2 separate regions of the Homo sapiens genome follow, and region 1 is linked to region 2. The links are chromatin contacts, found by Hi-C or POLR2A ChIA-PET in ENCODE. All regions are on one chromosome and are shown on one strand. The core of a region is the stretch at or near the end of the contact, and the rest is flanking DNA. Distances in the headings are between cores, read along the strand shown.

Region 1 (6,364 bases), core at 3,802-6,301, 96 kb before region 2:
CAGAGTGGCGAGGGCCGGGGCCTCCACTCAGCCTGCATTTCCGAGGTGGGGAGGGGCTGTGACATTTGGGGCACAGATTCTGCCACGTGGGTGAAATGCTGGGGCCCTAGCACACGTGGTGCTGTGGCTCGTTTCCATACTTGGCCCGAGAGGGAGGTGTGGCTCCTTAGAGAGGCGGCGCCTGAAGTGGATGCTGCTGTCCTGAGGGGGCCCAGGAGAACACCCAGCTCTGCCGGGACCCTTGCTTCCCGAGGCAGCCTCATGGAACCCTCCCGAAGCTGCCACCACTGGGCCCAGGCACTTGCCCCTCCACTCCAGGTGAAAGATGCGGCGGGAAAGTGGTTTAGGCGGCGGAACGTTCCCTCCCTGTCTCCCTCTCGCCCTGATTTTAAACACAGCGCAGGCTTCTGACCTTGCTGAAAACGCTCCGGCCTCTCCTGATGTGGTAATAAGCTGCCACTACTGCCATCGCCCACCCTACACCAACAGCACGCGGCCCGCCCCACCCCGACTCCAACCTCCCCTCCCGGGGGTGCAGCTGCAGCCCCCTTCCTCCGTGACACAGGCCGTGGCGGCTGAGGCCTGGCAGGCCAGGCGCAGGGAACCGAGGTGCCCCGGCAGACTCTCAGCGTGGCCTGGCGGCAGGAATGGCCGAAAGCTGAAGCTGAATGTGGAACTTGCTGACCCCTGAGGACTGGCTTTCTCTTGAGGGTTCTGGGAAATCGAGCCCCAGGAGGGTGAGGACTGCCTGCTCACCACTGTGCGTGCAGGGCTTAGCCAGTGCCTGGTATACAGTAGGTGATCGATAAAATCCTATGGGACGGCAGGAGGGAGGAAGGAGGTTTCTGGTTTACAAGTAGAAAATGATGTCCCGGGTGGGCGCAGTGGCTCACGCCTGTAATCCCAGCACTTTGGGAGGCCGAGGCAGGTGGATCACGAGGTCAGGAGATCGAGATCATCCTGGCTAACACGGTGAAACCCCGTCTCTATTAAAAATACAAAAAATTAGCCGGGCGTGGTGGCCGGCACCTGTAGTCCCAGCTACTCGGGAGGCTGAGGCAGGAGAATGGTGTGAACCTGGGAGACGGAGCTTGCAGTGAGCTGAGATCACTCCACTGCACTCCAGCCTGAGCGACAGAGCGAGACTCCATCCCGCCCCCCACCAAAAAAAAGAAAAAAAGAAAATGATGTCCCAGCATGACCATGCACCCTGGCCACCCAGCCCTGGGGAGCGGGCCTCCCTCCCTCTGCTGTGGAAATGCCAGATGAACAAGGCTCCGAGGCCTGTCTTCCTCCATCCCCAACAGGCAAGGGGCTCTGAGGGCTGCCAGGACGGCTTTTTCTCTGTATACAACACAGGTGACGGGAGACAGAACAGAGGTCCTGCCTTGTCTCCCTGAGCCCAGATGAGGCAATGGCACCGCCGTGCCACCCTCCTCCCGCCAAGTGAGCCACCGAAGGGGGCTAAAGACAAGACCCCACCTGACCACAGCAGCCCAGGGTGACCGCTGCACCCTAGGGTGACCGCGGGCAGGCGTGGCTGCAGGGCCAGGCACCCAGCTGCCACCTGTGGGGTTTTCTCAGCATTCGGAGCCCCTGCTGCCCATTAAGAACAGGTCTCTGAAGATGAACGAGAAGCTGCTCTTTTCATGTGGACCGAGCACAGAGGGTTCCTGGTCTAGAACCCCACGCTCAGAGAGTCACATACTGAACACCAGTGGCCACCGCAGGGGCGGGCGTCTCCAGGAAGAGCTGGCATTGTGGGCTCCCTGCTGTCCGTCGCCAGGTACCTGGGCACGTGTGGCGAATGCAGGGTAGGCAGAGGTGCTTCAGGAGCGCCTCGTGAAGGACGCCAGACTCCCAGGCTCCTGGTGAGTGGCCAGCCCGCCTTCCTGCTCTGGGAGGGAGCTGGCGAGGCCTCCCTGGACCCGTGGTGCCATCAATGCAGAATCGCTCCTATTACAGGCCTAGCACCCACCGTGACGCTCAACGTCTCTGTCCCCACAAAAAAACCAAGCCGCCTCTGTGGCCCTCCAGGTCAAACAGGATCAACAGGGACCTCACAAGCCCACAGGTTCCGGAAGCTCCCAGGTCGTACTGCAAGTGCCACTAAATGGCACCTGTGGGTACGCTGCCACGGCGCAGGCCACCACTTGAGGCCTCGAATTCCACAGCTAACTTACTGAAGACCTGAGGGCAAAGGAGAAATGCACATCCTTGGAAACGCTGTGGGTGAGGAGGTGGCACAGCCAGTCCCCTGCCACCTGGTCAGCAGGCTGAAGCTGAGAGGCTTGGCATAAGCCAATTACGAGCAGCTGCTCAGGCGCAATGCGGCACTCTTCCCAGACAGAGGCGCTCTTTTCCCAACACCTAATAGGTCTTTCATCATTTTGAGCATTTGTGAAACTGCATAGCTCAGCCACGAATCCCAGGAAATGATTTGATACCCTTTCTCCGCCCAGGCGCCAGGAACGGTCCGTGGAAGCTGCCAGAGTCGCCCGCTCGCTGGGGCCAGCCTGCCCTGTATACATGGCCCCCGTCACACTCGCGGTAGCCCCAGGTTGAGGATGAGTGAGCGGTTGCTCCTGGGGTTTTGGAACCCTCACCAATGACCGACCCCCTTGCTCAAACTCTCAGAGGCCCCAAATCCCAAGCTAATTTGTCTCCTAAATTCCACACTTAGGTTCTGTTTGTTTTTTAGAGATGGGGTCTCGCTCTGTTGCCCAGGCTGGAGTGCAGTGGCGTAATCACAGCTCACTGTGGCCTTGACCTCCTGAGCTCAAGGGATCCTCCTGCCTCAGCCTTAGGATTCTGTCTTTTGGCTCTGGGTAAACCTCTTTGTAAATAGTATTGATCGTTTTTACATAAACTGAGTCATGGGGAAGACTGGGCATCCTCCTGCCTGTGTCACCTGCAGTGACCCTCCCCGCTGTTAGCAATGGAAGTGCATTAATCGGATCTATAGAAGAGAAAGCTTCCAGATCAGAGAGAAGCAGCTCCTGGCCAAGTGTGCACCAAGAAAAACAAACACAGTCTAGCGTGGAACCTCCAGGGGAGCTGTGGTCTCTTCCTAGGAAATCACCTCGTTCTCCGGCTCTAGAAAATAAAGTTGGCACCCAGACTTGGGGTTTTTGGGTCCCCCCAGCTGCCCCCTGCACCACCTGGTACCATCATCACACACCCCATGGACAGAGGCTGGCACGCATCTTGTGCCCTTTGACCCTCTGCAGAAACAGCAGGCGGCATCAGTGTCCCGTTTTACCAACGAGCACTGGAGGCCTGGAGCACAAACACCCCATCTAATCCCAGCCCGGAGACACAGCGGGGTTGGGACCGAGTCTCTGAAATCCTAGGCCAGCGTGATCTGTGACACCTGCTGATTCTCGGCTTCTGCAGTAAGAGCCGGCACGGACTCTGGTCAAGGGCAGCTGGGAAATCGCCTGCGATCACCATAAACCAGCCCATCAGGCAATGGGTGTGACAGAGCAGCGCCACTTTGATGGTAACTACGCATTTTCTGCTCAGGGTGCAGATCACCATGTAAATCAGCCATCCTACAGCACCTGCCTTGGGGGGCAGTGGGAGTCTGTGCCCATACATCAGGCACTTGTCCGTCCCAGGACATGCCAGGCATCTACAAACACCGCCCAGATGGTATGAAACCGCTCAGCTCCTTCAGGAATGTTCTGAACAAAAACCCCTTTGCAGAAGGATGGGAGAGCTGCCCAAGGACCCCAGGAGGGATCAGAATGAGTTCCTGCCATCCCCTGCTTCCCTACCTCCCAGGAGTTCCCCTGCAAAGGGCTAGGCAGGGTTTGTTGACATGCAGAGAACGGTCCAGGGCTGGAAGAGGAGGGGAGCACACAGTAAAGGCCCCCAGGACTGCCCAGGCCCCCGGGCCCCGGCCTCACTCACCAGTAGAAGTAATAGGCCAAAGCCACCGCCAGCAGGGCCACACAGATCCCTGAGAAGAGGCAGGCCGGGTAGCTGCTCAGCATCTTCAGCCCTCGGTCCTGTGCTGCCTGAAGCCGGCGAGAAGGACCTGCGGGGAGCAGGTGTCAGCCTGGCCAAAGGGTGAGGAGCCGAGCTCAAGCGGAGGGATTAGGACCTGGCCTGAGCTGCCCAGGCTTGGCAGGGGCCGTTGCCACCCAGAGCATCTGCTCAGCAGGAAGTGGGTGCTGGGCACCCCCAGGGTGCCACCTGCGTGGCCAGCACTGTCCTTCTAGTCACAGAGACCAACTCAAGGGACCCCAGGAGCGCGCTGAAGCAGGACATACACACAGGTTCGTCCTCCTGCGCACAGCTGCGGGCTCTGCCGTCGGGGCACCGGCTAATCCAATAAGCAGCTTTTGGCCAGGAGCTGCTCACTGTAAACAGGCAGAGTCACAGGGCCAGCCAGGATGCAGGTCAACGAGCCCCACCCCAGCACAGACCCCTAGGACCAGGGACCTAAGAGTGCCCACATCTTCCTCCTCACAGCACCAGTGTGTCAAGGGGCCAGGTTGTGGGTGAGTTGGTGAGGTCTACCCTGTGCTCAGCCGTGGGCTAGCAAGATCCCTGAAAGGCCTCCAAGTGATAGGCAAACGTCCTGCATGTGGGGCATGGCTGTGGGCTCAACAGAGAACAGCCACCCAGCCTGCCGGACAGGCCAGGCGCCCGCGACACTCTCTCCAAACTGCAGCAAGGTTTGCTAAACGGTGGTGCTCCGGGTCCCATGTTCAGAGCTCCCACGCTGGAAGAGCTGTGGGGTGGGCCGCCTCTTATCCTCCAGAAGTCAGGCACGTCCCTCCATGTCACTCCAGCCTGAAACCTCTCAATCTGAAATGGAGTTCAAAGGCTAAACTAGGGAGATGAGATCAAAGGACCCAGGGACCAGAGCATCGCCCTGGGAAACCTCCTGGGGCGCGGGAGGCCCCCGACAACAACAGCGACGGGGGTGGGGTGTTATCAAGGGAGCGCCCGCTAGAGGCCCTCGACAGCACACGGGGACGGGGATGGGGTGTTCCTAAGGGAGCGCCCCCTGGAGGCCCGGCCAGTGCATTCTCGCTCAGGGTCACGGGGCCACAGTGGGATAAAGTGAAAGTCACTGCTCGTGCATCTCCCACGGCATCAGACACAACGAACCTGTCCCCAGCAGGGTTTGCCCAGGATGCTCCCCTAGCCTGGTCGCAGCCCCGTCCCAGCCCTGGTGCGGCCCCTGCGTGCTCTGTGGGAAACTGTGGACTGAGAGGTGGGAACCGCTCAGCTCAGTCCTGACATGCTCAGCCTTTACTTCTGTGAACCTGTGAACCTGGTGGAGGAGAGAGCGTGATGGGGCAGCCGCAGCCTTCCCAGGCCTGGGGGAGCCCCTCCTTCCCCCCACAAGGCTTCAGGTGACTGCATCCCCGGCCAACACATTGACCCCATGTGACTCCACGTGACACCCAGAATCGCCCGCTAAGCCACTCCTGGATTCCTGACCCTCCGCAGCTGTGTGAGATAATAGATGTCTGCTGTTTTCGCTGCTAAGTTTGTGGGTAACTCGTTACACAGCAATGTAACAAACACGGTAAGGCAACCAGGCAGATCAATATGAGGCGCACCATTTACTGGAAGTATTGGATGACTATTTATAGGGCTGGAGTTAGTGTCTGAACAAAATAGAAGATTTGCAGGCCGGGCACGGTGGCTCACACCTGTAATCCCAGCACTGTGGGAGGCCGAGGCTGGTGGATCACCTGAGGTCAGGAGTTTGAGACCAGCCTGGCCAACATGGTGAAACCCTGTCTCTATTAAAAATACAAAAAATTAGCATGCCTGTAATCCCAGCTTCTCAGGAGGCTGAGGCAGGAGAATCGCTTGAACTCGGGAGGCAGAGGTTACAGTGAGCACTCCAGCCTGGGCAACAAGAGCAAGACTCTGTCTCAAAAAAAAAAAAAAAAAAAAAAAAAGATTTGCAGATTCAAGAATTCTGACTTCTAATCCTCAGTACGTTCCTCAGTACGTTCCTTCTATCCCAATGAGCGATGTTAACTAACTTAGCTCTCTAGCGTAACATGCACATCATGGAACCAAGACATTCATTTAATCCTGTTAGCAGCCCAAGAAACCCAACAGTGAGTGTGAGTGTGTGTGTGTGTGTGTGTGTGTCTGTGTGTGTGTGAGAGAGAGAGAGAGAGAGAAAGTGGGGGAGAGAGGAGAAATGCAGCCCTCCCACCAGACAACAGCAAGCGTGTGAGCTGCTTCCTCCTCCCTCTGCAGCGAGGACCCAGACAACTTCCTTGGTCCAGCACTGTCTGCACAGTCACCCCAAAATATGCAAATATGACTGGCTGCCCACACAACCTCTGCCTGGCACTTCTTCTAACAAGAACCTGCCTGAGGT
Region 2 (6,371 bases), core at 3,148-5,647:
CGACATTTTCCCTCTGAGTCAAACTGCTTGGGCAGAGAGTTTAGGACTGAAATCTGCAGGCTTTTAAAATATTTATTTATTTACTTATTTATTTATTTTGAGATGGAGTCTGTCTCTGTCCGCCAGGCTGGAGTGCAATGGTGCGATCTCCGCTCACTGCAACCTCCGCCTCTCGGGCTCAAGCAATTCTCCTGCCTCAGCCTCCCAAGCAGCTGGGACTATAGTTGTGCACCACCACACCTGGCTAATTTTTGTATTTTTAGTAGAGACAGGGTTTCTCCATGTTGGCCAGGCTGGTCTCGAACTCCTGACCTCAGGTGATCCACCCGCCTCGGCCTCCCAAAGCTCTTGGATTACAGGTGAGTGCCACCGCGTCAGGCAGGTTCATTTTATCTTTATTGGAACAAATATGAATGGTTAGATGGATATTATTCTTTAGGGCAAAACTAACATTTTAAAAAGCTAGCCCATCAACTTAAAAATTAAACAAATTAAGATATATAGGATACTTGTATTAAAAAGCATTCCTTAACTTTAAAATGGGCCTAGCAAAAGAAAAAATATTAATAAAGGTGGCAAAGAAACAATTAAGTTTAAGAAACATGGCTTAGCCCAACCATATGCAGTGACTCACACCTGTAATCCCGACGATGTGGCCAAGACAGGAGAATCACGTGAGGCCAGGAGTTCAAGATCAGCCTGGGCAACATAGCGAGACCCCATCTCTATAAAAAACTTAAAAAATTAGCTGGACATGGTGGTCCGGGCCTATAGTTCCAACTACTCTCAGGAGGCTGAGCTGGGAAGATCTCTTAAGCGAGGGAGGTTGAGGCTGCTGAAACAATGCTTAAAGAGAGTGGGCACATGTCTTTGTTAAATTACCAGCCATTTTTTTTTTTTTTTTGAGACAGGGTTTTACTCCTGTCGCCCAGGTTGGAGTACGGTGGCACAATCACGGCTCACTATAGCCTCTATTTCCCTAGCTTAGGTGATCCTCCCACCTCAGCCTCTTGGGTAGCTGGGATTACAGCCATGCCACCACATCCAACTAATTTTTTTGTATTTTTAGTGGAGATGGGATTTCACCATATTGTCCAGGCTGGTCTCAAACTCCTGGACTCAAGTGATCCACCCGCCTTGGCCCCCCAAAGCATTGGGATTACAGGCGTGAGCCACTGCGCCCAGCCCATTCTTAAGAATATACCCAATCTGATCCTTGGTTGGCCTTGGCTTGTGGTGACCTTGGCATTTGGAAAGACTTTCCATCTGCATCTCAACATCCCACCATGTTTCAGAATCCAGTTCAGAGATGTGTGCTCGAAAAACACTCCTGAGCTAGGAACACAGGCTCCCTCCCCGGTTCCCCTGGCCACCAGCTTGTCCTCGGAACCCCTGTGGCAGATGTGTGCATTTTATCTCTTTATACCACTTTTTACTGCAATTTCATATTGGGTGAAAGTGGACGGTAGGCCTTTGATTTATATCTCTGATGCTTAGGGACCCTCAGAAAGTGTGTACGGTAATTCCACAGGTCTGTGTTCTCTCCTCCCTCTGTATTTATTACCCATTGCTGTGTTACAAATTACTCCAAAACTGAGAAGCTGAAACCAGCAAACGTCGTCAGCGCAGTCTCTGTGAGTCAAGAGCGGGGGAGCTGCGTGGTGGGAGATCCTGGCTCAGGGTCTCTTGTGAGGCTGCATCAGGCTGTTGGCTGGGCTAGGGCTGCTGTCCCCTGAAGGCCCCAACAGGGAGGACGCATGCCAAGCTCACGCACGTGGTTGCTGGGAGGCCTTGGTTCCTCGATGGTTGTTAGACGGGTTCCCTCTTGAAGACCTGAGGTTAATTCTTCAGCGTCCTTCGGGAAGGACAGAGCTCCCCAGTGGGTAATTCCTCGATGTCCTTCTGTAAGGACAGAGCTGCAGGATGGGTCTTTCTTTAGCATCCTTCGGGAAGGAAACCCGGCCTCTACTAAAAATACAAAAATTAGCCGGGTGTGGTGGCTTGTGCCTGTAATCCCAGCTACTCAGGAGGCTGAGGCAGGAGAATCACTTGAACCTGGAAGGCAGAGGTTGCAGTGAGCTGAGATCGTGCCATTGCACTCCAGCCTGGGAGACAGAGCGAGACTCCATCTCCAAACAACAACAACAAAAAACGATGGTGCTGGGCCAGTGCAGGTTCACCACTACGGCAAAGGAAGCCCTCTGGTGGAAATGTTGGGGGTCGGGATGTTGGTGGTGGGGAAGGCTCAGTGTGGAGGGAGGGGACATATGAGAACTCTGTGCTTTTCACTTAATTTTGCTGTGAACCTAAAACTGCTCCAAAAAATAAAGTGTATTTTTGTGAAAGAAGAAAGATCTCAAAGCAAAACCATAAACTTTCATCTTAAGAAACAAGGGAATAAAAGAGCGAACTAGACCCAAAGTGGAAGGAAGGAAATATTAAAATTTAGTGTGGAAATGAATGAAATAAAGAATAGAAAAACAAGAGAAAATCAACAAAACTGAAAGTTGGTCCTTTGAAAAGATCAACAAAATTGATAAACCTTTAGTAAGACTAACCAAGAATAAAAGAAAGAAGATTCATGTTACTAAAATAAGGAATCAAAGGGGGGACATTGATAATGACTTTTTTTTTTTTGAGACGGAGTCTCGCTCTGTTGCCCAGGCTGGAGTGCAATGGCGCCATCTTGGCTCACTGCAACCTCTGCCTCCCAGGTTCAAGTAATTCTCCTGCCTCGGCCTCCCAAGTAGCTGGGATTACAGGTGTGCGCCACCACACCCAGCTAATTTTTGTATTTTTAGTGGAGACGGGGTTTTGCTATGTTGGCCAGGCTGGTCTCGAACTCCTGACCTCAGGTGATCTGCCCTCCTTGGCCTCCCAAAGTGCTGAGATTACAGGCATGAGCCACCATACCCGGCCTACTACTGACATTACAGAAGTAAAAGTATTATAAGAAAATAAGATAAATAATTGTATGCCAACAAATTATATAACTTAGATGAAATAGACAAATTCCTAAAAAGATACAAACTACCACATTGACTCAAGAAATAATAGAAAATCTTAATCGATTTGTAACAAGTAAAGGAATTGAATTAGTAATATTTTTTAAAAACTACATACAAAAAAAAAAAAAACCAAGGCCAAGATAACTATATTGGTAATTTCTACCAAACACTTAAGAAAGAATTAATACCAATCCTCCACAAATTTTTCCAAAAAATAGAAAATTAGAGAACACTCCCAACTCATTATAGGAGGCTAGTTCTATCCCGAAGCTAAATCCAAGCAAAGACATCACAAGAAAAAAGAAAAAAAAAAAAAAACATACAAACCAGCATCTGTCATGAATATAGATACAAAAATTCTCCACAAAACACTAGCAAATCAGATCCAGTAAAGTACAGAAAGAATTATACACCACAACTAAGTGGGATTTATTCCAAGAATGCCAAGTTGACTCAAGATATGAAAATCCAGGGCTGGGCATGGCAGTTCACAGCGTAATCCCGGTGCTTTGGGAGGCTGATGCTGGAGGATCGCTTGAGCCCAGGAGTTCAAGAACAGCCTGGCAACATAGTGAGACCCTGTCTCTACCCAAAAATTTAAAAATTGGCCAGGCGCGATGGCTTACCCCTGTAATCCCTCCACTTTAGGAGGCCAAAGTGGGTGAATTGCTTGAGGCCAGAAGTTGGAGACCAGCCTGGCCAACATGGCAAAACCCTGTCTCTACTAAAAATACAAAAATTAGTTGGGCGTGGTGGTGTGCGTGCCTGTAATCCCAGCTACTTGGGAGGTTGATGCACGAGAATCACTTGAACCCGGGAGGTGGAGGCTACAGTGAGCCGAGATCGCACCACTGCACTCCAGGGCCTGAGATTACAGGCATCAGAAGGAGGCGACAAAGTGAGGCTCCGACTCAAAAAAAAAAAAAAAATTCCGGGCACGGTGGCTCACGCCTGTAATCCCAGCACTTTGGGAGGCCGAGGTGGGCGTATCGCCTGAGGTTGGGAGTTCGAGACCAGCCTGATCAACATGGAGAAACCCCATCTCTATTAAAAATACAAAAAATTAGCTGGGCATGGTGGCGCATGCCTGTAATCCCAGCTACTCAAGAGGCTGAGGCAGGAGAATCATTTGAACCCAGGAGGTGGAGGTTGCGGTGAGCTGAGATCACGCCATTGCACTCCAGCCTGGGCAACAAGAGCAAAACTCCATCTTAAAAAATAAATAAATAAATAAATAAATAAGCATTTGACAAAATTTAACATCCTTTCATGGTAAAACAAAAAAAAACTAGAAATAGAAGGAAGCTTCTTCAACCTGAAACTGAAAGTGAACCTGAAGTGAAAACGGGTACTTATGAAATCCAGCTAACATCATACTTAATAATGAAAGACTAAATGCTTTCCCCTCAAGATTAGGAATAAGACAAGGATCTCTGTTGTTACCACTTCTGTTCAACATTCTACTAGAGACAAACCAGAACAACCAAGCAAGGAAAAGAAATAAAAGGCATCTGGATTAAAAAGGAAGTAACACTATCTTTATTCACAGATGACATGGTCTTATATATGGAAAATCATAAGGATCACACACACACACACACACACACACACACACACAAAAAAAAATCAACAAATATTAGGATGAATAAATGAATTTAGCAAGGCTGCAGGAAACACAATCAATATACAAAAATATGTTGCATTTCTACAAATAGTAATGAACAATCAGAAAGTCAAATTAAGGAAACCGTTCACAATAGCATCACAAAGATTAAAATACTTAGGAATAAATTTAACAAAAGATGTGCAAGATCTGCACACTGAAAACTACAAAATATAACTGAAAGAACTTTTTTTTTTTTTCCTGAGACAAAGTCTCGCTCTGTCACCCAGGCTGAAGTGCAGTGGCGCAATCTCGGCTCACTGCAGATTCCACCTCCCGGGTTCAAGCAATTCTCCTGCCTCAGCCTTCCATGTAGCTGGGATTACAGGCATTTGCCACCACACCTGGCTATTTTTTGTATTTTTAGTAGAGATGGGGTTTCACCATGTTAGCCAGGCTGGTCTCAAACTCCTGACCTCAAGTGATCTGCTCACCTCGGCCTCCTAAAGTGCTGGGATTACAGGCATGAGCCAACATGCCCGGCCTGAAAGAACATTTTTAAAGACCTAAGTCAATGGAAACATATCCCATGTTTATAGATCAGAAGACTTACTATTGATGGCAATACTTTCCTAAGTATTGATGGGAATACTTACTAAGATGGCAATACTTTCCAGGTTGATCTGCAGATTCAACTCAATTCCTATCAAAATCCCAGCTGCTTTTAAAAAAAAAAAAAAAAAAAATTGAAAAGCTTGCCTTAAATTTTATATGAAAATACAAAAGATCCAGAATAACCAGTCTTGAAAAAGAAGAAAGTTGGGGGACTGGGCATAAGGATGGACATAGAGATCAATGAGGTAGAATGAAGAGTTCAAGAATAAACCCTTACATACATGGTCAATCGATTTTCAAAACAGCATTCCAAAAACACTCAATTGGGGCGGGCGCGGTGGCTCACACGTGTAATCCCAGCACTTTGGGAGGCCGAGGTGGGTGGATCACGAGGTCAGGATATCGAGACCATCCTGGCTAACAAGGGGAAACCCCGTCTCTACTGAAAATACAAAAAATTAGCCAGGCATGGTGGCGGGCACGTGTAGTCCCAGCTACTCGGGAGGCTGAGGCAGGAGAATGGCGTGAACCAGGGAGGCGGAGCTTGCAGTGAGCCAAGATCGTGCCACTGCACTCCAGCCTGGGCAACAGAACAAGACTCTGCCTCAAAAATATATAAATAAATAAATAAATAAATAAATACACTCAATCAGGAAAGAATAGTCTTTTCAACAGATGGTGCTGGGACAGCTTAATAGCCACATCCAAAATAATAAAGTTAGACCCTTATCTCACACCATGTACAATATTTAGCTTAAATCAAAGACCTAAGTATAAGACTAAAACTATGAGACTTTTAGAAGAAAACACAGGCATAAATCTCGGTGACGCTGGATTAGGCAATGGCTTCTTAGATATGACACCAAAAGCACACGCAACCAAAGAAAAAAAATAGACAGATTGGACTCCATCAAAGTTAAAACTTTCACTCTGTGACCCAGGCTGGAGTGCAATGGCGTGACCTCGACTCACTGCAACCTCCACTTTCCGGGTTCAAGCAATTCTCCTGCTTCAGCCTCCCGAATAGCTGGGACTACAGGCACGCGCCACCACTCCTGGCTAATTTTTGTATTTTTGGGAGAGATGGGTTTTCGCTGTGTGGGCCAGACTGGTCTCGAACTCATGGCCTAAAGTGATTCTCCCAC

Evidence for each region. A loop is a pair of places that touch in the nucleus more often than their neighbours do. ChIA-PET counts read pairs that join two places held with the same protein, here RNA polymerase II (POLR2A). Pooled maps may share reads with other maps.
Region 1: a pooled map shows a loop between it and region 2 (4-fold over the local background). The contact joins two enhancer-like sites. A Hi-C loop is called at or near these places in 2 of 168 maps with a recorded cell type or tissue (GM18951 and aorta), 1 of 37 single-sample maps with no recorded cell type and 7 of 50 pooled maps. POLR2A ChIA-PET finds 5 or more read pairs at or near these places in 8 of 52 experiments (GM10248, GM12878, PC-9 and 5 more).

The regions. Positions count from the first base shown.
Region 1 is chr21:43,937,883-43,944,246 of GRCh38, reverse strand. The region is part of intron 2 of AGPAT3 (1-acylglycerol-3-phosphate O-acyltransferase 3); the gene reads right to left. Among named protein-coding and RNA genes, the nearest start is that of TRAPPC10, 71 kb to the left of the region's middle. RefSeq lists enhancers at 1-413, 4,025-4,923, 5,167-5,566, 4,924-5,824, 6,103-6,152 and a silencer at 3,314-3,485. Within about 2 kb of position 5,051, at least 13 of the 41 ENCODE cell types and tissues checked have a DNase peak (open chromatin) inside an H3K27ac peak, as active enhancers do; they include GM12878, where a contact is called at or near this core.
Region 2 is chr21:43,840,942-43,847,312 of GRCh38, reverse strand. No RefSeq gene overlaps it. Among named protein-coding and RNA genes, the nearest start is that of AGPAT3, 21 kb to the left of the region's middle. Within about 2 kb of position 4,397, at least 3 of the 41 ENCODE cell types and tissues checked have a DNase peak (open chromatin) inside an H3K27ac peak, as active enhancers do; they include GM12878, where a contact is called at or near this core.